Linked DNA regions of Mus musculus: regions 1 and 3 are each linked to region 2. The links are chromatin loops, found by intact Hi-C in ENCODE. Cell type or tissue: heart. All regions are shown on one strand. Links, peaks and the distances in the headings refer to the core of each region. The heading gives the core; the rest is flanking DNA.

What was found. Hi-C counts contacts between places; a loop is a spot of excess contacts. Peaks named below come from ENCODE experiments on the same cell type or tissue, not always from the same donor. Only the 100,000 strongest peaks of a DNase experiment are listed, where the experiment ranks them.
Region 1: a loop joins it to region 2, with 6 times the contacts of the local background. A loop is called at or near these places in 19 of 42 quality-filtered maps.
Region 3: a loop joins it to region 2, with 6 times the contacts of the local background. A loop is called at or near these places in 18 of 42 quality-filtered maps.

Annotation. Positions count from the first base shown.
Region 1 is chr1:135,536,748-135,544,250 of GRCm38, reverse strand. It overlaps Nav1 (neuron navigator 1), which reads left to right. Exons shown (of 30, transcript NM_173437.2): 2 at 6,952-7,054. Among named protein-coding and RNA genes, the nearest start is that of Gm32940, 28 kb to the right of the region's middle. In heart, for the core only: a CTCF peak has its summit at 3,771 (motif pointing right); DNase peaks (open chromatin) are centred at 1,230, 3,770, 5,180 and 5,590; H3K27ac peaks cover 1,564 bases.
Region 2 is chr1:135,457,641-135,465,143 of GRCm38, reverse strand. It overlaps Nav1 (neuron navigator 1), which reads left to right. Exons shown (of 30, transcript NM_173437.2): 11 at 386-438; 12 at 1,206-1,229; 13 at 1,345-1,422; 14 at 4,370-4,453; 15 at 4,689-4,800; 16 at 6,367-6,488; 17 at 7,275-7,283. Among named protein-coding and RNA genes, the nearest start is that of Mir1231, 6.7 kb to the right of the region's middle. In heart, for the core only: a CTCF peak has its summit at 3,802 (motif pointing left); DNase peaks (open chromatin) are centred at 2,663, 3,793 and 4,423.
Region 3 is chr1:135,666,790-135,674,292 of GRCm38, reverse strand. It overlaps a transcript of Nav1 not described here. Among named protein-coding and RNA genes, the nearest start is that of Gm32835, 18 kb to the left of the region's middle. In heart, for the core only: CTCF peaks have their summits at 2,044 (motif pointing left), 2,734 (motif pointing left) and 3,659 (motif pointing right); DNase peaks (open chromatin) are centred at 2,072, 3,732, 4,292, 5,772 and 2 weaker places; H3K27ac peaks cover 2,493 bases.

The DNA of each region.
Region 1 (7,503 bases), core at 902-5,901, 79 kb before region 2:
CAAAACTGCACATGAACTGGGGAGACCCCTGCCTGGAAAATTCCAGGCTGTAGCTGCCTATATACATCCTTCTCTTATTTAGGCCCAAGTTTGTTTGTAGCTCTAGTTTTTGTCTAATGGCCCCATATAGCCAGTGCGTTTGCTTTTTTTTTTTTTTTTTTTTTTTTTTTTTTTTGTCCTGGCTCTGTCTGGTGCCTCGTGATGTTTCACCCATCAGGAGAACTCCAGGCAGCCCCTTGACTGAGTAGGTTCAGGGTTCTCTAAGGTAAAGAGGAAAAGCCTGGGAGCTCCTTTGGGGAGCAGGGGTGCACAGGGTTTGCTGCACTGCGGGGTTCCGTGTCAGCTGCCTCCTGTATTGTGACTTAAGTGGGAGGAAGAGAGAAATGACGAGATTAGGAACAGAATAAATAGTTTCCTGCCTGCCTGCCTTCTCCGCGACAGTGGGTGTCTCTGGCATGGAGGCCCACCCACCCTGCCCCCTTCTAGGACCTCTGAGGTCAGCAGATGATTTGGGAAGGGGTGAGGAAAGAGGGTGGAGTTGCCCCTCAGACAAGGTTCTGGGCTCTATCCTCGAGCAGGGGAGATCCGTGTCACAGGTCACTTGTCAATTGTTAGCTTTCCCGGCTACTGTGCCCGAGTCAGCGTTTACAGGGGGTGGGGATGAATCCAGTCCAAGGTGACTGGTGCAGATCCCACAGAACTGCCGAGCTTAACCCTGAGCCTCTGGGCACCCTGGGATGAACCTGGGGGTGGCCAGCCTGGCCTGCTCTTGCCGGAGTGGGTAGATTTGTGTCTTTGAGTGGAGGAGAGGGGAGAAAAAGATTCCAATTCCCAGAGACATCTGACCCACTGAAACACAAAGTACTGCTCAACAGGTCCTGGCAGCTGTGTGTGCAACTCCCCAGTGTCTTTCCATTGTTGCAGTGAGTCCTGGGACAAAGTGGCCTTCTGGCTAGGGCTGGAATCTTGTTTTTTGGGGTTTGTTTGTTTGTTTGTTTTCAGCCAAAATTGTGATAGATTTCCAGAATTTAAAGATCAGACTCCTGTACTGGGGATCAAATAGGGTTAGGGAATTTTCTTCCTCTGAAGAGTTGTTGATATGTGTGTGTGAGAGAGAAACAGACATGGAGAGGCCCAGTGCTTCCTGTTTCCAGGTCGTTTAGGCTGGCCTGGATTTCTACATGGATCAAGGCCCAGACCATCCCCTGTGGTTAATTCTGGCTGTGACTTACCTCTTCTGTAGATACAGCTGAGCGTCTCAGCCCACAGCACTGGACAGTGAGAAAAAGAGCCCACGCCAGGAGTCACGGCAGCCCTGAGTCCCCTCTGTGGGCTCAGAGGAGAGGTCATTTCCCGTCCTTAATGTGAGAGGGTGGCAAATGCTTTCAAGCCCTCTCTTGGCTCACTTCCGTCCCTCCTGGGGGCCTGTGCCTCACCCAACCATTCACAGTAAAAGCCTTTGTAGAGGGAAGGTGCAGCTCCAAGCTAGTTTTCAGTTACCCTCCCCTGAGCTACATGGCTTATGGGTTCTGAAACATTGGTGAAGGTAATTAAAGCTTCAATAGTCAAAAGTTATTGCAGTTTACTTAATTGCTGGCTAATAATTAAAACCTCACAGATCGTGGGGAAACCTGACTACTGGGTGATGGATCCCCCTGAGCCTCCTCCTTCTAGAACTTGCCTGAATCTGTTGGGGCTTTTACCCTGAACTGGAGGTTCACTGTCCAGTATGATCTTACAGCTTAGCCTTCTGGTTCAAGCAAGTCCCTATAGCTAAGTGCATCCCACAGGCAGGACTAGCCCTGAGAAAAGCAGCTAGTCAGGCTTGCTGGTGCAGCAGCGAGGTTTGCTGAGTATACCTCAGATGCTACTAGGTCCAGGTGTTAAGGCCTCAGCAAAAGAAAACAGGCTCCCACCTGTTGGTTGGTGGCCGAGTGTGGGGCGCTTCAGCCTCGCTGTCTGCCCACTTCTGCCTTCTGCCAGGTCGATCCCAGCTGTCTGTCCAGGCAGTTTGCTGTGTGCCAGGCTCTACACTAAGTGTGATAGTGAGCTAGGCCCTTAAGCCTCGCTGCAGTGAGGTCATTCCACTCTCTATTTAGCAGAAAGCAAACCGGTAGCAAGATGAAGTAACCTGTTCAGGGCCAGCCCGGCTGCGGAGAGGCAGTGGGTGGACCTAGATGGTGGGTTTTCTTTTTTTCTTTTTTTTTTCCATTTTTTATTAGGTATTTAGCTCATTTTCATTTCCAATGCTATACCAAAAGTCCCCCATACCCACCCCCTCCACTCCCCTACCCACCCACTGCCCCTTTTTGGCCCTGGCGTTCCCCTGTACTGGGGCATATAAAGTTTGCAAGTCCAATGGGCCTCTCTTTGCAGTGATGGCCGACTAGGCCATCTTTGGGTTTTCTTCTTGATACTAAAAACTGTGTTGTTTTTGTTGTTTGCTTGTCAGTTTGAGACAGGGTTTCTCTGTGTAGCCCTGGCTGTCCTGAAACTCACTCTGTAGACCAGACTGACCCCAAACTCAGAGTTCTGCTGGCCTCTGCCTCTCGAATGCTCAGATTAAATTAGTGAGCCACAGCTACCGGCCTAAGATCTATGTTCTTGACACCACAGTGAAAGTCCGTTTCTCCCCGGTGTCCAGCTCTTTAGCTTAGCAGGAAACCTTGTCTTAGCATTCTTGGGAGGCCTGTTCCCCTTGTCTGATGCCGGGCAGGTAGAAGGAATCTGTTCACATCACATACACACACACACACACACACACACACACACACACACACACACACCCTGGACCTTTCCTTCTCAGATGCAGACTGCCTCTTTTCCTCATGAATGTCTTAGTCACCTTCCTGTCTCACAATGGGAGGTAGAACCGCCCAAACCACTCCATGTGTGTATCTGCAGGATTGTAGAAGACTGTATGGACACACCTTGGTGAGATGTGCATATTCTGAGGCAAGGTATTATAATGGAAAGAATAGGGGAGTTGGAATCCAGACAAATATAACGAATCAAATGAAATACCACAAAGTCATATGTTTAGCGTCCTGCCTCACATGGGGCAAACATGGGGCTCCGGCATTACTGTGTGCATGCACCTGTGTGTCAAGTGTATTTGACTGATGATCTGTAGTGAGACTCCTCAGACACACATGATACACACACACACACACACACACACACACACACACACACATATCCTGGGAGCCATGATGTGCTCTGCAAAAGCTTAGCTGTAACGTGCACAGAGGTCTCACATAGGTTGGAAACATCCTGAACAGTAGGAAGAGACTCCTCCGTCTTTGACAGACCTCAGCATTTTCCTCCCAGACCACATCCTGAGACCACAGGGTTGACCGAGACACGGAGAGGCAGCCTCCAAGACATCGGGACATAACCAGGAGAATAATGTTTTAGGTAATGTTAATGTCATCACAAATCGCTAGTGCTTTGAATGGCTCCATCCCTTCCCAGATCTTCATTCTCACTGCAGACAGTGAGAGAGAGGCTGGATGCTGGGGTAGAACAGGGCACAGAGGGGCGAGGGTAAGGGGTAGGGTGAGTTCTTTGGAAAATATAACTTAATAAAGGCTAAGCATGGAAAATTTACTTGGAGATCAGAAGTATAACTATCACCCACACACACATACATACCACACACACACACACACACACACACACACACACACACACAGAGCAGACCCAGCTGTGGAAATGTAAGGTGTCATACTGTATCTGGCCACTAGGGGCCACTGCTGAGGCACCCATGGAGCTTTAGGGTGTAGCCGCTTCTGGAGAATCCCAGCCAGGGCACTGAACAGATCCGGCCATTCCCGTTAAATCAAGCCTTCTTGCCTCTCTAAGCCTACCCTGGGGTCTGCAGATCACTCTTAGTCTCTCTGCCATCCCTAGATGGCTGTGCTCCTGCACCTTGGCCTCCCACCTCTATGATACGCAGGACTGGGCCAAGCCATTTCCAGAACCTTGGTATTTTTGGTTTTTGAAGAGTCGTCCTGGTGTGTGTGTGTGTGTGTGTGTGTGTGTGTGTGTGTGTGTGTGTGTGTGTACACTACTCTACTCTGTTGATATGGAAAAATGTAGGGGTTGGGGTAGAGGTCTTTGAGGAGGTTGGGGAGAGAAGGCACCATGATACCATGATTTTTTTTTTTTTTTTTTTTTTTTTTTTGGTTCTTCTAGACAGGGTTTCTCTGAATAACCCTAGCTGTCCTGGAACTCACTTTGTAGACCAGGCTGGCCTCGAACTCAGAAATCCACCTGCCTCTGCCTCCCAAGTTCTGGGATTAAAGGCGTGCGCCACCACCGCCCGGCTGCACCATGATTGTTATATCAGAAGTTGGTATATTGTTCTCTGTCACTACCAAGATTCTGGGTTCTAATTCCCATCATTCCCTGCTGTGCCCCCAAAGCCTAGAGAATTAGGAGTGAAGCTGGCCAACTGTATGGCTTAAACATTTTTTCTTAAAGAGACGGGGACATTTTTAATGCCACAATATCCAACACACAGACATATACAACATTATGCACACATACATACATATACACACATACATACACAAATATACCCATACGCACGCATTTATGAAAAAATTTAAATGGTGGTAGCACTCACTAAATCTTGGAATATCATTAAGCACTTACTGTATGCAGTCACTGTACATGTCACTGCTGACACAGGAATGCCCAGTGTTACATCAAAAGAGGTTGAGTTTCTTTCAGACTCTAGCTCTACCCTGTGCTTATGCTAGCTGTGTGGCCTTGAGGAATTTATTTGATCTCGAAGTGTCAGTGTTCTCATCTGTAAAATGGAACAATAGCACAAATCTCCCATTGGGATTCCACTGGATGATGTGTGCAGAGGACTGGGCACACCCAGAAGCCTCTGAATAACTCTCCGTCACTTTCCTCTTTGGAAACATCCTTTGGAGATATGTGCACCTTGGCTCATTTCCGTCCAAACTATAGAAGGCATCACCCTTCTGTGAAACCCATGCCTTGTTCTTGATCCCACATAGGGTCTTGTGAACTAAACCTTAAAATATATAGGTGTACACTGTTTGACCCTGACTGTGTCCCGTGCCAAGCCATCACTTAAAGGCAGGGAGCAGCTCACCAGGCGACACTTGCCAGGATAAACAGGCATTGGCAGCCAGCGAGATGACGCCAGGGCTGTGGACAGAGCTCAGACCCCGGGCATGGAGGCCTGCCATTTCTCCTTGTTCCTTGACACCAACAGGGAGCCCTGAGTACATGAGACTGGCTTGAGAAGCTAGGGGACAGGGACAGGACCTCAAGGGAGGAAGACAGAGATGGCTGGGCTCAGGATTGGAGCTGGCCCAAGAAGAAGGTGCCCCAGAGACTCTGAGAAGAGCCATACAGCATGGCCCTTCCACCCCACCCAGCCGCTCTTGGCCAAACAGCCGGTGACAGTCAGACAGCCGGTGACAGTCAGACATCCTGAGCTCAGTCTTGAAAAAAAAAAAAACAAAAATACCTCTTGGGGGATTCAGAAATGTTCTCTTTGGCGGCCAGAAGGAGCTTGCTCCCCTGCCGAGTCTGTGGGTGGGGAGAGGCTGGGCCTGGGAGTAGGGTAAGGTTGGCTTGCACAGAGGGCTGGAAGGGTTGAGGAAGGGAGGAGAGGGCTGGTCTCACTCTTATCTCTGTCACTTACTACTGAAGCCAACTCTTGAGGAGGATTGGGAAAGCTGGGTCCTTCAGTGACAGTGACTTTGGATCCCTATGTAAAAGGTTATCCATGGGACACGGTCCAAGAGCCTCGTTAGTGTCCTCAGAGCCTAGCACAGTCCTGGTACCAAGTTGAGTTGGAGTCTTTGGATTATTTTTGGTTTGGTTTGGTTTGGGTTTTTGTTGTTGTTGTTTGCTTTTTTAAGAGGTTTTTCTGTTTTTCTTTCTTTCATTTCCTTCTTCTTTTTTTTTTTTTCTTTTTCTCTTTTGAAACAGGGCCTCACTATGTAACCTCAGCTGGCCTAGAACTTGATATGTAAACCAGACTATCCTCAAACTCATATTCACCATCCTCTGCCTTCTGAGTGCTAGGATGAAAGGTGTGCCCTACCACGCCCAGCCCCAAGTGGGATTTGATAAAGATTTCTTTGGTGGATCAATAGAAGGGAGAAGGTCTTGTGGTTGTTCTGTCATTTGGATGCTATTTCCATCCCTAGATGGGAGAAAGTGTGAGGCTTCGTGTACGGTTAGAGGCTCTCTCGTCTGCCCAGGCTAATATGATCCTGCCTGGAAACCAAGGCTAAGCACAGGGATCCTGACTGGGTCAGACTCTGGCCCCGCCCATGCTTCTTCCTCACTCGCGATTCTAACTCTTGGATAGGGTCTGAACTACCCCAGAAGATGGCTGTTCATCTCCCGCTCCCACTAGCCACCTCACCTTTAGGAGGCTCTCAGAGGCCTCTTAGACCCCTCAGAGCAACCCCATGTGTCCCAACCCTTCGAACGATATGTTCTGTGATATGTTGACAAATGGAAACTCACCGTGTAGGGATACTTATATGGTGGAACTAGGCAAGCTCTGCTCGTCAGAGTGTCCCCTCCTCCAAGAGCCCTAAGCACACACCAACACACTGCTCCAGAGGAGGTTGGGGGGGGGGTCAGGGGTGTCCCATTTCATTCTACCACAGGAAACCAAAGCCAGAGGCAACAGTGGTCATTCAGGGAGAGGCTCTGAGGGGTCCTATCTGTAGCCCTTGTTGGGTATGGGGCTTCAGCCAGCCCAGGACACACATGGAGGTCTTTAGCTGCACCTGCACTGTCAGTCATCTTTGAGGAACAGAAGAAGCAGGTGGCTGGCCCCAGGGTCTGGCTTCTGGGAGATAATGGTGTCTGCCTCCCATTCCCTTACTCCCAGGTCCCTTCAAGGAGTCCTCTCCTCTCACCGCCTCTTTCTTTTCTCCTCGCCAGATCCAGAGTCGCAGAGAAAGAGAACAGTACAGAACGTTCTGGATCTCCGACAGAACCTGGAAGAAACCATGTCCAGCCTGCGAGGCTCCCAGGTGACTCACAGGTGAGCTTGGGCTGCCCTTGGTGATGTGCTCTTACTGGGTCTGGAGGGCAAGGGCCGGTGTCTCCCCACACCTCCACATGGCCATCCCAGGTTGACCAGAGGGCCTTGGCCTCTGTGAACACAGGCATTTGGGGCCCCCGTATTGCCAGCGCTACAAAGAAAGGGGAACTCGGCACCACTGCAGAAACCCTGCTCAGTCTTGCCTTTGCTTATGGTTGAACACAGGCTATCATCCGTGACGGTGGCTGGGTATGGGTGGAAAGCCAGGTGTGCAGTTTGTGGTACCTGTTCTCTCTGTGGGCTACAGTCTCCTCCTTTTTCAAGAGGCCTTTGTTTACTGAACACCCCTTCACCCCTCCTCCTTTTCAGTCCCATCCCTCTGGGATGCTAGTACCCCGCATCCCAACACCTGGGTTCATCAGCCCTCTACCAGCCAGGTGTCCTCGAGT
Region 2 (7,503 bases), core at 1,035-6,034:
AGCAGCTCTGACAAGGAACTCATCCCTTTCTACAGCTTAAAGTGCTTTCTTGGGTGAGCAGACCAGATGCTGACTACCCATGAAAATCTCCTTTCCCTCTCTCTGGACCCCCATGCTCCTCAGGGAGGTTGAGCGAGAGACTACCAAGGCCCAGGCTGTCAGGGAAAATAGATGAAAAGGGGAGGCTGTCTGTATTCAGGACCATATCCTCGGATTCTCGCCTACTGTGGGCTGTTGGGATATGAACTGGTGCCCTGTGTTATTCGCTCTGTTTGCTCCAGATGCCCTCCGGAGTCTGAGTCCAGACTCCTGCTTTAGGCTCCTCCCAGGAACTTCTGGGCCCTGGAGCCCCTTGCTAACCTTCTGTGCTCTCCTTCTCTTTCAGTTCATGGCTCGGTGCTGTCTCTGGCCTCCAGTGCTTCTTCTACCTACTCCTCAGTAAGACCATTAATGCCCCTTCCCGTGAGCCCTGCCCCTCAGTGAGACCATCAATGTCCTTTCCCCGGGAGCCCCCCTCCCCATTCCACCTTCCCTCGGACCTCCTTTGGTTGGGTAACTGGATGGGGATGGGTACCTATCATCGCTACCCTCGCTGGCCATGGGAGTGGGCGTAGTGGGTAGCACCTAGAGCTTGGAACACTCCGATGAGTACCTTGGAGCCTCTGTTCTTTCTGGCCTTGCCACCAACTCCCAAGCAACTCTGGTGTTTTTTTCCCTCCTTTGAAAAGTAAAGATCTCCTTGTTACAGCCTCCTTTCCCTGCCATGGGATTTGGGCAGTGTTTCTAGCACCCAAGATGAATAGGTCCCCAAGACTCTAGAGACCCCAGTAATGTACAGAATTGACCAAATGTCTACAGCCTTTGGCTTTCAGATCTCTTGACTCGTAGGTTTGTTTTAACCTTCATTCTTTCCTCCTTCATGGTGCTAACAGTCACGGTTTGCTTTCAGACCAACCAGCTTCATTCTCTAGCCTTCTCGGCAAGGACCAGGTTGGCTAAAGATGAGCACCCGAGAGGAGCCTAGTACTTAAACCTGAATGTAGCTCTGAGGAGCCAGGGCCAGGGGGACTCTCCTCTCTGCATCTGTCAATCATGCTTCTTCCAGTCTCTGCCCTGACATTTGGGCCCCGGCTTCTGCGCCGGTTCTCCATAGTAACCACCTGCTTTTTCTGTCTCTCTCTCTCCTTCTGTGCCCACTTCTCCAGGCTGAGGAGAGGATGCAATCTGAGGTAGGATACAAAGCCTTTGTCTCTGCTTCTTTAACACCGCCACACACTCCGATTTCAGTCTTAGTAATCTACCTCTGCCGTCAGCAGCTTGTCTCTCTCTCTCTTCCTTTCGCAGCAAATTCGGAAGCTTCGTAGGGAGCTGGAGTCGTCCCAGGAAAAGGTGGCCACCCTGACATCTCAGCTGTCTGCCAACGTGAGTACCCAAGCAGGATGAGACCTGGCTCCTGTTAAACCAGGCAGTGCGGGAAAGCGGTCTGACCGAGTCTGCCCTGGCCTGAGATCTCTGGGGAGAAGGTTGTATTCACGGCTCTAGAGCAGAAGATTTGGGGACTGTCCTTCAATTTTTCTGAGCCTTCATTCAGAACCATTTTTTCCCACCTTAATTCATTGATATGGCTGAGTTGGTGTCTGGTAACCTTTGACCTTCCTAACGAAAGCAGAGACCGTGGTTCTGCAGGGAGGCAGAAACAACCTTGCCATTGGCCATGGACAAAAGTCACAATTCATTTTAATTACCGAGCCCTCGATCGTTTCCACTGCCCTAGGGTGTGTTTTTCTCTTTATTGATGCCACACAACTGAACAGGCTCAGAGCCGGTTATTAGAATTCTGTCTGGGGACCACGAGGCCGGCCGGCTCAAGTCCAACTCCATCCTAGCAACCTGTGGAGTTCACCGTTGGCTCTGCCTCTATTCTGCCATTGATCTGAGCTGAGCTTCCTTCATCTTTGGAGCCAACATCCTTCATTTCTGCATCTAACCCACCTCCGTATGGCCACTTAGAGTGACTACCTTCCTCCTGACCTTAGTTTTTCTGTTCTGAGAGATGAGGAGGAACACACCTACCTCATCTAACTCCACTGTGGGCAGTTCCTCTCCTGTGACCAAATTGCAAACAGAGAACATAAGAGCCATTTTCTCCCGTAGTTGTAAACAACAGCTGAGCTGGGTCTCCAGGAGCTCTCCAAGTGTTTGCACAAAAAATAACCGCGTCTGCAGTTTCCGCAGCGCTTTCTCCTCTTCTCTCTTCCCTTCCTCTCTGGGGAGCTCAGCTGCCAGGCCTGAGCCTAGCCTTGAAACCAGGTAGAGTTTTTGCGTGTTTCCAGTGAATTTCAGCGACAGCTCTCTTACCACATTGGCTGTCGTCTTTATTCTTTCTCCCAAGTCCTCAGTTCAAAAGTCCTGTATTGACTGGTTTGCTTGAAGCTCATATCAAACTTCAAACTCTCTGGGACCAAAAGAATTATAACAGAAACAAGAATGGTCCTGTACCCCACCAGTCAAGGCCAGTGGCCTAGGTCATGTCCTGCATACCCTAGGAAATTCATGTCTGGGAGATGTCGAAGGGGAGAGGCGCCAGGGAGGTGGAGAACAGCCAGGGAGGCAGAGGACATTATTATGCCTGATTCACTTACACTGCAATCTGTCAGCCATCGTGGCTGTCAGGGCTGGACTAGTTCCAGAAAATGAATTTAGAGGGTGAATTTTCTTAGGACAGGAAGTTCCATTTGGCCAAGAGAAAACAAACTAAAACACAGTTCTGGTGAGTTCTGAATCTAGAGTCAGGTTTTGGCCAAGGGTCCGAGCCCTTCCCTTCAGTGGGAGATGTGATGCCAGGCCCCAGAGCTCGACTTGGGATCCCTGATGTTGAACCAATCTTACACCGTGTTGGATGGTGCAGCCAAGCTGCTGACGATGACACACTTGGCCAGGAAGCGGCCCTGATCACTGTATTGCCTCTACAAAAGGACCACTTGGCCTAGAGTCCTACAGGCACCCTAACCTGAGGTTGGCCTCAGAGCAAGGTGCCATGGAGGAAAAGAGACGTAGGAAAGAAGAGAGAGGCAAGGCCAGTCCCTCAGAGGGGGAGATGTGCATGTAGAAATGAGTGAAGAGGCCAGGGCCACTCCAGGCTCTGAGTAGATTTTCAGGGAATATGAATAGGGGCCGGGGAGGTGGTGGTGGTGGTGGTGATCAGAATTCGGCCTGAGGGGGCAAGCTTGAAATCCCAGGTACTTGAGAGGTTGCAGCAGCAGGAGGGTCACAAGTTCAAGGCCAGCCTGAGTAACTTAGTGAAATCTCTCAAATTTTGAAAAAAGACAGAAGGTCAAAGAAAGATGCTCAGAGCTTGCCATGTATTTGCCTGGGAGCCCAGGACTCTGCAGATTTACAGGAAACATGGAAGATACTGCCTCCGGTTTTCAGGCTCTAAGGCACTGGTGAAGTTTGACTTGTTGTTCAAAGAGGACACGTAGGAGGAGGCAGGGAGGGTGTTGCAGACACCACAGGGACTGGGCATGAGTGACCTACCCAAAGCCTTCCTCCTCTTGTTATGAGGGTAACAAGAGGACCATTTGCTGCAGTGCTCTCATGGGGGCTGTTTATCCATCCTTGAGTGGTCCCCTGTCTGCTCCTGTACCCCATTCCCTTTACCTTTTCCTATACCCATTGCTTCCAGGAGCTAGCTGGAGTCCAACCACTGGGAACCTTCCCCCCCCACCCCCCCTTCAGAGATCCAGAGTTCCCACAGGATCCAGCACCCTTTCCAATGTAGCCCTGCCCCCTAGTGGCCAAAATGGGGAATGCCCTGAAGTGGTTTGCATGGCTACTGGCATCCCTCACTCCCATGCCCCCACCCCCAGCCCTTCCAGAGAGAGGCATTAGTTCCAAACCCAGGGTGAGATAAGAATAGGGTTAGGGTGCAGAGGCAGAAGAGATAAACCAAACAGAACCTACTGGAAGGTCATTTTGTGCCACAAGAGCTGGCCCTATGTAGTGACGTTAAACCAAAAGCCATAAGACTGATCCCAGAGGCTGTTGTCCTCCCATTAAGCCGGTCCACTCACCTACCACACAAAACAGGGAGGGACTTTACCCCCGCTGATGTCCCTAGCAGCTCCTAAGGCCTGCCTCACCATCTGCGCTCTGTTATTCAAGAAGCTTGGTCTCTCCAGAAAGCCTATCTGATTCCACCTCGTCTGCCCATGGAGATCAATATGTTAAAACCACCCAGAGTTTTGTTTGCGTTGGTCGGTCAGCCCGGAGATGGGGAAAATCTGTTAAACCACTCCTGTACCAGCCACTTACTTCCCTCTTCTGCAGCCGCAAGCGCCTTAAGTTCTTCTTTGTACGTTTGTGTCAGGCTAACCTAGTGGCCGCTTTCGAGCAGAGCCTGGTGAATATGACATCCCGCCTGCGACACCTGGCAGAGACGGCCGAGGAGAAGGTAAGAGGCCCAGGGTGGTGAATTCTAAACCCACCATTCCACTCCATCGTCACCGGCCATTCGCTCACTGGTGGTGAGACCAGGGCTGCTTCTCAACCTGCCTGTCAGTACAGTGTCCCAAGCTCCACACTCCCCGTTCCTCTGCCTTTCCTGTTGAGAGCAGTAGAATCCCATTCCCAGTTCCCTGTAGGCATTTCTGCTGAGCCTCTAACAACACCACCATCATTTCCTGTAGGACACCGAGCTGTTGGATTTGCGAGAAACTATAGACTTCCTGAAGAAAAAGAATTCCGAGGCCCAGGCAGTCATCCAGGGAGCGTTAAATGCCTCAGAAGCCACGCCCAAAGGTAGGATAGCAGTCAGAGTGAATGGAACTGAAAAAGGACAGAAGTGGAGGGAAGGAAGGTCGTTGTTGGGCCCACAGCACACCAACTCTCATATCTACTTTCTAGAAGGCGAGGGTCCTTAGGTACTCTTCAGTGTGATGTCTGGGTATCCAGTGAGGGGTGTTCTGAACATGACCTCATAAACCCTGAGGATGAGGGCAAGGAGAGGAAATTTGTAATCGCCACAGGCCTGCTACACTCTCCTCAGCCTTTAGACCAAAGCCAGAGACCAGTCAGAGATGTCTCAACAGGGCCTCATCATTTAACCCCGATTAGCCTGACACCCAACCACCCTGCTGTCATCAGTGCTGGGGTCATGGGTGCATGCCACCAGGCCCAGCTCAAGACTGTTCCTTTTTGTTTATTTTTAAATTTTTACTTTTTTTTTTTCCTTAAGGTTTTGAACAAGTACATATCCTATGTTGACTATTTTATCCCTCTGCCTCTCCTTTTCCCTTCTCAGCCCTCTCCCTTCCTGTCACCCTTCCCCCTCCCCTAGAGAGGCTTAGTTCTGCCTTCCTGACACATACAAGCCACATACTGTATGACATACTGTAAGACATATAAGCCACATACTGTAAGACATATATGACATACTGTAAGACAGCCAATTCTTGCTGGAGTATCATCAAAATATATTAGGTCATGGACCAAGAGCACAAGTTCAGAGCCAGCCTGGGTCACAGAGGCAGTTATAGATCAACCTGTGCTATGGAATGAGACCCTGTTTCAAGAAAAGGAAAAAAGAAAAGATGAACAACAAAAACTGATATGGTGCCTCATACATACAATCCTAGCACTTGGGAGGCAAGGCAGGAGCACTGTCACAAGTTCAAGACCAACCTGGTGTACATAGTGGCACTCTGCTAAAACACCGGCAGGCAGGCAGGCAGGCAGGCAGGCACAGGTAGAGGATGTCCGCATAAAAATGTTCAGGACCAGCTTTTTTACAACTAGCCAATCTGAGTTTATTACTAAATCCTTCTATTTCTTATCTACATTGGTGCTTCTTTTTGTTGTGGTTTTGTTTTTGTTTTATTTTTGCTTTGGAGAGGGTCTTGTTATATGACCCGGGCTAGCCCAGAACTCAAAATCCTGTGGCCTTCCAAGTGTTGGGCACTATCATGCCCAACTTGGACTGGGAGCTTTTTTTAGACAGGGTTTCTCTGTGTAGCCCTGGCTGCCCTGGGGCTCTCTTTGTAGACCAGGCTGGCCTCGAACTCAGAAATCTGCCTGCCTCTGCCTCCTGAGTGTTGGGATTAAAGGCGTGTACCACCACGCCCAGCTCAGGACTGGGAGCTTCTTGAGAATAGGAATTGTTCTTTTTTCACAGTTGCATCCTCTTCCGTGTTGAGGCATAACTGTAACTCTATAAATGTCCATTGGATGAATAATCCACCAAATTAGTGTGTACCTAGGAGTTGCTGGGCCCCCCCCCACTCTTATCTGCTGTAGCTAGCCTCTCCCTAAGCCTCGCATCTTCTCTAAATCTATCTCTGCGTTCTTACCACTTGTTCTGGCCAATAGAACTCCGGATCAAGAGGCAGAATTCCTCAGATAGCATCTCCAGCCTCAACAGCATCACCAGCCATTCCAGCATCGGCAGCAGCAAAGATGCTGATGCCAAGAAGAAAAAGAAGAAGAGTTGGGTATGTAAAGGCTTGGGGATCGGCCTGTGCTAGGAGTCACTCACCCTGTTGCAGGGAACTGACCCCTTTCAGGATCAACAAAGAGGGTCCCTTCTAACAGGATGCCAGTGTTGTGACATCTGCTGGGGACAAAAATTCACTAAGTTCCCATTCCTCTATCCATTGTCTATTCTCCTTACCACCGCCCTGCACATATACCCCAGCCCCCCACCGTCCCTGCATCCTTTATACATGTCTGCTATCCTGGGGCTCTACCTACTGATGAGGTCAAATGTATTTGGCCGTAGAAGGAGCTGAGAAAATTATTCATGGGTGGGAGAGTGGGGCATGTGGAGAGAATTTGTAAGCCAAGCAGGGTACTCTAGACGCTCCTGGGGCTGTTGCTTTAGTTTGGGTGAGGAGGCTGTGGAACGTCCCCATCGCTCCAAAGCCTGCTTTTGTCTGGTCCAGAGGTGGGTTTGTTCTGTGTGGTATCCCCCCTGTAACTCTAAACTGGCTTTGGGTGAGCTTTCTACAATCTGTACGCAGGTGTAGGGCACTGCCTGACTGACTGAAAGGGAGAGTGACCCAGAGTGAGCGTCTTGTCCCTGTCCCTGCTGAGGAGGGCTGGCTACAGACTTTGGCCTAGTGCAGACAGGAGCCAGCTGTGTGGAGAAGCAGCTGTGTGAAATGCATGAGTAGTGTCGCTGCTGCTGCTGCTGCTGCTTTCTTTTCATTGTTTTTTTTTTTTTTCTTTCCTTTTATTTCCTTCAAAATGCTGACCTCAAATCCCTATTTTTTTTCCAGGTTTATGAGGTAAGAAACTCGGTTCCTCTCCTCGTGCTTTTTCTTTCCCTTTGCACACCTTCGTGTTTCCAGAGCAAGCACCTCTCTTAAAAAAAAAAAAAAAAAGAAAGAAAAGCCACCCATAACCCCAGCTGCCCCCTAGTTCCTAACACACTCCACTGCATGGTCCATCCACGCTGCCCCTCATGAGGACAGAGGAGTGGTCTGCTTAGGGGTCAAATTGGAAATC
Region 3 (7,503 bases), core at 902-5,901, 210 kb before region 2:
AATGGCCCTCTTGTTAGTACAGAGGTCATATCGGGTGAGAGACCCACTTCCTACCTCGACCAGACGTCATTTTAACCAATTATATCTGCCATGACCCTACTCCAAATAAAACCATCTTCTGAGAAAAATTGGAATTCAACTGTCTTTACTGGTGACACCTTCAGTCCACCCGAAGATGCCACCACAGCTGGAGTACTCCTTTGTAGGTGTGATGTGTTAGGCAAGTGTCAAGGGATTTTTAGCCTGGGTTATGACTGATCTGTCCCTTGGGACAGAATTCATATAAATCTCTCTGAGTCTCTTTCTTACAAAACGGACCTCAGGTTCTCCCCACAAGTAGAGCCTGTGGCTCTGCCTCTGAAGTTAGGGCTCCAGGGCACTGGGAGAGTTGTGGGGCCCTTGCACATACAGACATCATCAAAGAAACCCAGGTTGGAACCCAAGAGACACTTCAACTCTGATACTCATCTGCGATCTCAGGTTTCTCGTCCTGATGTCAAGGATCACGGAAAGCCAGTGTCCTCCACCGCAGTCCCTGTGCGGTGGCCCCTTCCTCAGTGAGGTCTACAAGGAGGGAGCCACACTATAAATAGCACCCCACATCCAAAGTCCTTCTTCCTGTGCAGGAAGCACCGAGGTCTAAAGGAAGGAAAAACGTGTTTCCGGAAGAGAGGCCAGGAAAAAGAAAAGCCAAGCGGGGGCGGACCCAGCTGAGTTCCGGGTGCTGGATGAGAGATGCAATGAGGCCGGTTCAGCAGGTGTATGCTAGGGTTTGATGCCAGCTTCTGGTGTTGGCATGTGACCCTGCCTGGGGCCTGCCGTTCAAGGACCTCCTGAGAATGGAAAGAGACCCGTGTGAAAACTTGAGGCTGGAGACTTAGGAGGTCAGGGCCAAGAGAGATTTGTTAATGCTGGGTCCGTTCGTCTGCTCACTGAATATTTCTCATTTTGCGATGAGGTAGATGTTCATAGAGAGCAAGGTGAGGTGCTTTTTGTAAGAATGGTTGGGAAAAAGCCAATGATCACGGGTGTTAAGCACAGCAGAGGCAACTCAGGGTCCTGGGAGATGGGAAAAGGCAACAGCAGGAGAGGCAGGAAAGATCCTGGGAGATAAAGATGGCTCCTCCTGGCCTCTTAGGAATTCAGTCAAGCCCAGGGAACGAGGCTGGAGGCTTCCAAGTGGGGAGGGAGGTGTGGGGATGAGAAGGTGGAGCGGCTGAGCAGTATCTACCCGCTCTCCTTTCTCCTGGCTCTCAGGTGCCCACCCCGAACTGTAACTGGGTCTACAGAGCAGTCCTTATCCCTCCAGAGACCCCTGATGGACCTCAGGGGCCTTTGCCCCTGCCTAGCTAGAGGAGAGGACACCCTCCATTGCCTGTGTAGACAACATGGGAATGGGGTGACCACACTCCAAGGCCAGGCCAAGCATCAAGAAGCCCCGGAAAAGCATCTATCTTCTCGGAAGAGCCAGAGGCCTGGTGGACAGCTCTGTGGTGGCAATTATCACCATGAGAGCTCAGGGCTGTGGGCTCCTTTCTAGTGCAGAGGGCATCAGAGTCACCCAGTGACTCTCAGCTCCTACTCCTGGCTCTCCAGCCCTCTGTGATGCTGCCAGACCGCAGGCCCCCTTAGTGGCCGACACACAGATGGGTTGCTGTTTCTGTAAGAAAGCCCTAGAAAGTCCTGGTATCAAGTTCAGATTCCTCTGCATTCCCACGGCACCAACAGTGATGTTGAAATGCAATATTTCCACCCCCCATCCTTCCAACCAGGGTGGTTTGTGATTAGAATCCAGTCAGGATCCCAGGGCCTCTGAGGAGCCTGGGCAAATTTCAGCCCAGTTTCCTGTTTTATAAAATAGTGCACAGTGGTTCAGGAAGAAAAACAAAAGCTTGGCATGTGTGCTCATCCAGCGTCCCTTAGCATAGCCCCTGAACATATCCTATAGTCCCCGTCCTAGTGTCCATGTGCCCAAACACAGAGGCAACCCTGGGAGATGGTTAAGGCTTGCTTTTAGGTTGTCTGCCCTCCATGGGGAGCCCACACTGACTGCATCTTCTCCCCGAGCACCGTCCTCTGCTGGCGGTGACTTGCCAGCAGATATCTCTTCATCGTCCCAGTTTCTACATGAGTTCACCGTGGCCCACTTGCTCACACCCCTTACACTGGGAAGAACAGGCCATTGCCCAGGAAACCGCTGGCTGCAATCCAGTCCCTTTACTGTAATCATGTTGAGAAAAAAGGCAGGCATGACTTTGCTTCGGCAGGAATTAAAAGATGAAGGGAAGAAGGAAGGGGACACCAAGGTCATTTCTATGGCTCTTGTAAAAAGACAGAGGATGCCTCGGAAGCTGAAGAAGAGATGCTGTCTCTGTGCTGTGCTGTGTGGCACCTGAGATGTGGTCGCTGTGTTGTGCTGTGCTATATATGGTATCCAAAATGCTGTCTCTGTGCTATGCCGTGTGGCTCCTGAGATACCGTCTTTGTGCTGTGCTGTGGTGGCAATGGAGCCTTATGTGAGGCATTCAAAGGGGCAGAAAGGAGGCAACCTAGGGTTCCAAAAAAAAGCAGATGAAAAACAAAGCAAACAGCACCAGTAAAGAGGTCTGGATGGATGGCTCAATGGTTAGGAGTTCCTGCTACTCCTCCCAAAGTTCTTGTTTGCCTCCCAGCACCCACCTTAGGTGGCTCACAACTGCCTGTAACTCCAGCTCTAGGGGATCCAGCGCCCTCTTCTGGCCATGCACAGGGCTTACACTCATATATCATATGCATACACATACATAAAAATAAAATATAATAATAACAACATAAAGCCAGTATCAGAGTAAGGGGGAAATAGAATTGTGTTTCTATGCTTCTGATACTTCCTAGGTGTGTGTTTTTGTGTCTGACTTTGTTTGTGACTTAGAATATACCATGTGCCATGTGCCTGTTCCTGTCTCTGAACCTTCATCTGTAACAGGGAGCTAACTCTAACCTAGCTCACCGGACAGCCTAGCTTATGGGGACATCTGTATAACAGAGTCTGTGTAATAACACACTTAGCTTAGCACCTGGCTTGCAGAAACCAGAGATTATTGACAAATAGTCGCTCACGGACAAGACACTTGACCTTCTGAGACCCGACCCTCCACTCTGTAAACTGGGGTTTGACTCTGGTTCCCTTTGGGCCTGCTGAGAGACTGTGGCTGCAGATGTTGTGGCATAAGATGGGTTCTCAGTGAATGAGTGCTTCCTTAGGGAATGCTTGAAGTTCCCCTTTGGGGTGACCAGAAGCAGATCCCTGTCCCCTGAGAAGCCCACACTGTGGCTTTCAAGTCTCTGCATGGGATGGAGGCTTAGGATTTTCCTCTGGCAGGGGTAGCATCTCAGACAGGAGAGGCTGAAAGAGTTTTGAGAGACATGAGAGTATGCTGTAGCCGGATGAAGGCTTTCACAGAAGGTGTGGCCAGAGTGCAGAAGCACTGGCCTCCTCTCTCCTCCAAGGGTTTGGTTTAGAAGTTGTCAAGGACCACAAGCTGTTCTTCCACTTCCTTTTGAGCAGGGCCTAAGTCATCTGGCGCCGACTGTATCATAGAGGCCTTGGGAAGAGATGGTGCAAAAGGAGATAGGAAATCTGGTTCACCCTTTGTCTGCGTGTCTGTGCATCGTTCTGTGGCTACCACTAGAGGGCGCAGTTGCCCAGCACAACCCACAGGATTCCCACGCCCTCCTCTGCAGCAGCCAGCTGGCCCCTGCGTCATTTGGGCTGGGAAAAGCAGCGAGGCTTACCCACTCAACTCTACACTAGATGAAAGACGGGGGTGGGTGAGAGCCTCGGGTGGGGCAGCCCTGCACTGTATGGGAAAACTAGGCGAGCAGAGGACTTTAACGGCCTAGAGAGCAGAGCTGGGTCTGTTACCCTCAATGGTGTTTAAGACTTTGATTCTTGGCATAGGCTCTATCTATAGAACTACCCCTGTCCCACAAAAACAAACAAACAAACAAACAACCTCAGTTTTTCTCTTTATTCTCCTGGACTATCAAGTATGTTGGGTGATTTCAAACAGACTTAGATGGTGTTGGTTGGCAAAAACAAACCGTCAATGTTGTCTAGTCTGGCTGTCTCTGGAGTCTTCTTTTCTTGCGGTTACTGGGACCCGCAGCCAGAGCCAGCTTTCCCTCCCCTATCAGCACAACCCTCCTGTGTGGCTCTGCTAACTTGCCCACTGTAGATGGATATAACCCGCCCCAAACTACCATTTGCCTTAGCCTTGGGCTTCCTTGGCTGATGACCAACAGAACTCGTGCATCTGCAGTAACTGGAGGAAGTACAGGAGGAACTGGGATAAGCCTAGGACCCTGGTTCCCTGCCAGAGCCCTTGGCCGTAGCGTGCCTGGAGAGGCAATGATTTAGTGAGACCCTGTCACCTAGCTCTTCAAGTCTCAAGCTGCTGATGCCATAGGAGGATGCCGCTGTGTCTATAAACCCATCTCTGGGGCTGTGTAGCTGCCTTTCTCTTTCCCTCTCTGCAGACCCTCTCTTTGGGAGTGGAGGTACTGCTAAGCACTCACCGTGGTCTTCATATGGTCCACTGGGGTCTTTGGCTCTATGCCATAAGCTGGGTCTCCCAGGGCTCTGAACAGTGATGGACAGACCAAGTTGCTTCCTATCCTCGGAGCCCCAGAGTAGGCAGTGGGCTGGGGGCAGGGGAGGCGGGGCAAATGAATCCAGCATTCCATAGGCTTCCAAATTGTGTGCCTCTGTACTTGCTCTTTCCAAGAATCCTACACAACTACCTAGAGTCTGGTCTGGGGCCAAGCTGGAGTCCTTTCATCCCGAGCCTTCTCCCCCAGAGACCACCGAACTGCAAAGCCTGGACCACAGCTTGCCTCTGCACCGTGAGGGCTCCTCTAGCAGAAAGACGAGAGTCCTTCTGAGAGCCTCCTCCTGACTTTACCCAGACAGGGTTAGCAGACCATCTGGTTCCAGTGTAATATGGTCAGGGAGGCCGTCCTAGATGCAGCGATATTTAATATTAGAGGATATGAACAGGAAGATGAGCTGGTTCCTAGTCAGGATGATAACACAGGAAGAGATGAATCTGCTGCAGTCATACACGGGGCCACCCAGAGGCAGGGTGTGGTCCCATCTGACTTTGCATCCAGGGTCTGCTGCTTACTGGCCGTGACTGTGAACGAGACCTTCCAGTGCTTGCTAAGACTGGATGTGTCTGACACTGGCATTAGAGTGGGCATTATATACGAACTGACTTATTTCTCTTTCTTCTGTTTTCATTTTTGGGCTTTTCTTCTGGGTCCTTTATTTCTAGACTCCGGAAGCTCCCCAGGGAAAGAGATGGTCCTCCCTACCCACCTCAGGCAAAGCCCTGCCTCTTCAACAGTGGGTTGACTTAAGGTCTAGGGCGGTGTCCCTGGCTTGTCTCAGGATCTCCATATCTTGATGCCCAGATTGGGAGTTCTCTGCAGCTAGGGGCTGTGCTTCCCCTATCAGCCTCTTATGTCTTAGTCAGTAAGTACAGCTCGGGCATAAGATGTTCAATGTGGAAAAAAAGGGTCCGCACTGAGTATAACCAATGAAATCTGAGACTCATCGAGCAGCCCCTTGCTTATGAAGGTACCTGGTAGCTCTCAAGGTGTTTTGCTAAGTGTGTTCCAGAACTTGGGTCCTTGTAGACAGAGGGTGTTTCTCAAGTGCAGACATCTGGAGGGCAGATGTGGAGTGGGCTGGGGAGGAGTGAAGTCCTGGAAGACTTGGGATTCCAGGCCCCGTGACTCACTCCCCATTCAAGGCCACTCCTCAGCAGCTGGGCTGCCTAAGGCCTGGGCTGTCTGGAGTTAGCCAGCCAGGTGTGGCTGCACAGTGGTCCCTGGCCTGGGGCACAGCTGTCTCTCAGCTGGATAGGACTGGAGAGCTCCTGACTGGGCACTCTCTCTATGCCATGTTCTCAGAGGTCCCCAGGTTCTGCTGAGCACAGCTGAGGGCGTGGTCTTACAAACAGGCCATTTAAGGGGGTATGTGGAAAGCAGGTGACTTTCTCCTTCTGTTTCAGTTGGGATGGGGTTCCCAGGGTTTGTGTGGTGTGGTGTGTGTGTGTGTGTGTGTGTGTGTGTGTGTGTGTGTGTGTGTGTGTGTTTCCCAGCCTGGGAGCAATGGAAGTGAGCAGATTCAGGGCAGAAGTGTGTGTGAGAGGGGTCTGCGTCTACTGTTTGTCATATCATCAAAGCACTGGGAAGGGGGTGGGTTCTGAGGTCAGCACCTTGGTCCAGGTCCCAGATGATGGTGAAGGTGGCTCAAAATCTTGTCTGAAGCCGGGCGTGGTGGTGCACGCCTTTAATCCCAGCACTCGGGAGGCAGAGGCAGGCAGATTTCTGAGTTCGAGGCCAGCCTGGTCTACAAAGTGAGTTCCAGGACAGCCAGGGCTATACAGAGAAACCCTATCTCGAAAAACAAAAAGAAAAAGAAAAAATTGTCTGAGTATCATTTTCCTCTTTAGAAAAGTGAGACTATTCGCAGCTCAGGGTGAGGCCCGGGGCCAGTGAGGTCTTGTAAGGGAGCTTGGCAAACAAGTCTTACAAGGATAGATGATGGTTAGATTTCGGGGTGACCAGGGCCCTGATTAAGCTGTCCTGGTCTTGTTAGTGAAGTCCTCAGGGAGGAGTGAGGTGGGGAGCGATAGACTAATTAAGAACTGACAGGAGAGACTGAGGGTACATCCATGCTTAGCAAGCCTACAGTGTGACATTTATGGCACTGAAAACAATCAGGTCCCCCGGGACTTGTCTGTCAGCAAAGCTCTGCTCTTCACGGTCACAGTATCTGCCTTCCGTAGCTCTCCAAATACGACCTCATCCCACCCTCACCACCGTCCACTGAGACAGGAGCTGGTGTTCTTGTTTTGTAGATAGAGGATCTGAGGGTATCCGATACAGAGTCCCTAGGTGGCCACATCAGATGGTGACAGATCTCCTACATCCGATTCTAGACTCTGGGTTCCTCATTACCTCAGGTGTAAAGGGGTCCTGCAGGACTTGCAGCAGAGACTTAGGGTACCACCACCCCATCAATGTTAGAGTAGGAGTCTCAGGGGATGGTCCTCTGGCTCAGTTTCAGCAACTTTTCCCAGGCTGGGCTATACTACAGAAAAGCTCGTTGGGGTCTGTTGGGGTCCGTCCTCGTTGTGAGAGGGCTGGCTCAAGGTGAGCCCCTCCCCCTTAGCAGTTCTGCTTGGACCTTTCTCATCCTCCTCGCCCTCACTTATAAGACAGGAGGCGAGTGCTTTCCCTTCTGCTATAAAAGAGGACCACAAGGTGTTGCTTAAAGGGCAGGAATTGTTCTCGTATAGCCCAGTGCATCAGAAGTCCAAAGGATGCCACTGAATAAAGCCAAGAGATAGTTCAATGGTGTATATTGCACTTGCCTAGTGTGCATAAAGACTTGGGCTCCAGCCCCAGCAGTGAAAAAGGAAATAAGACAAAATTGAAGATATCTGTAGAATC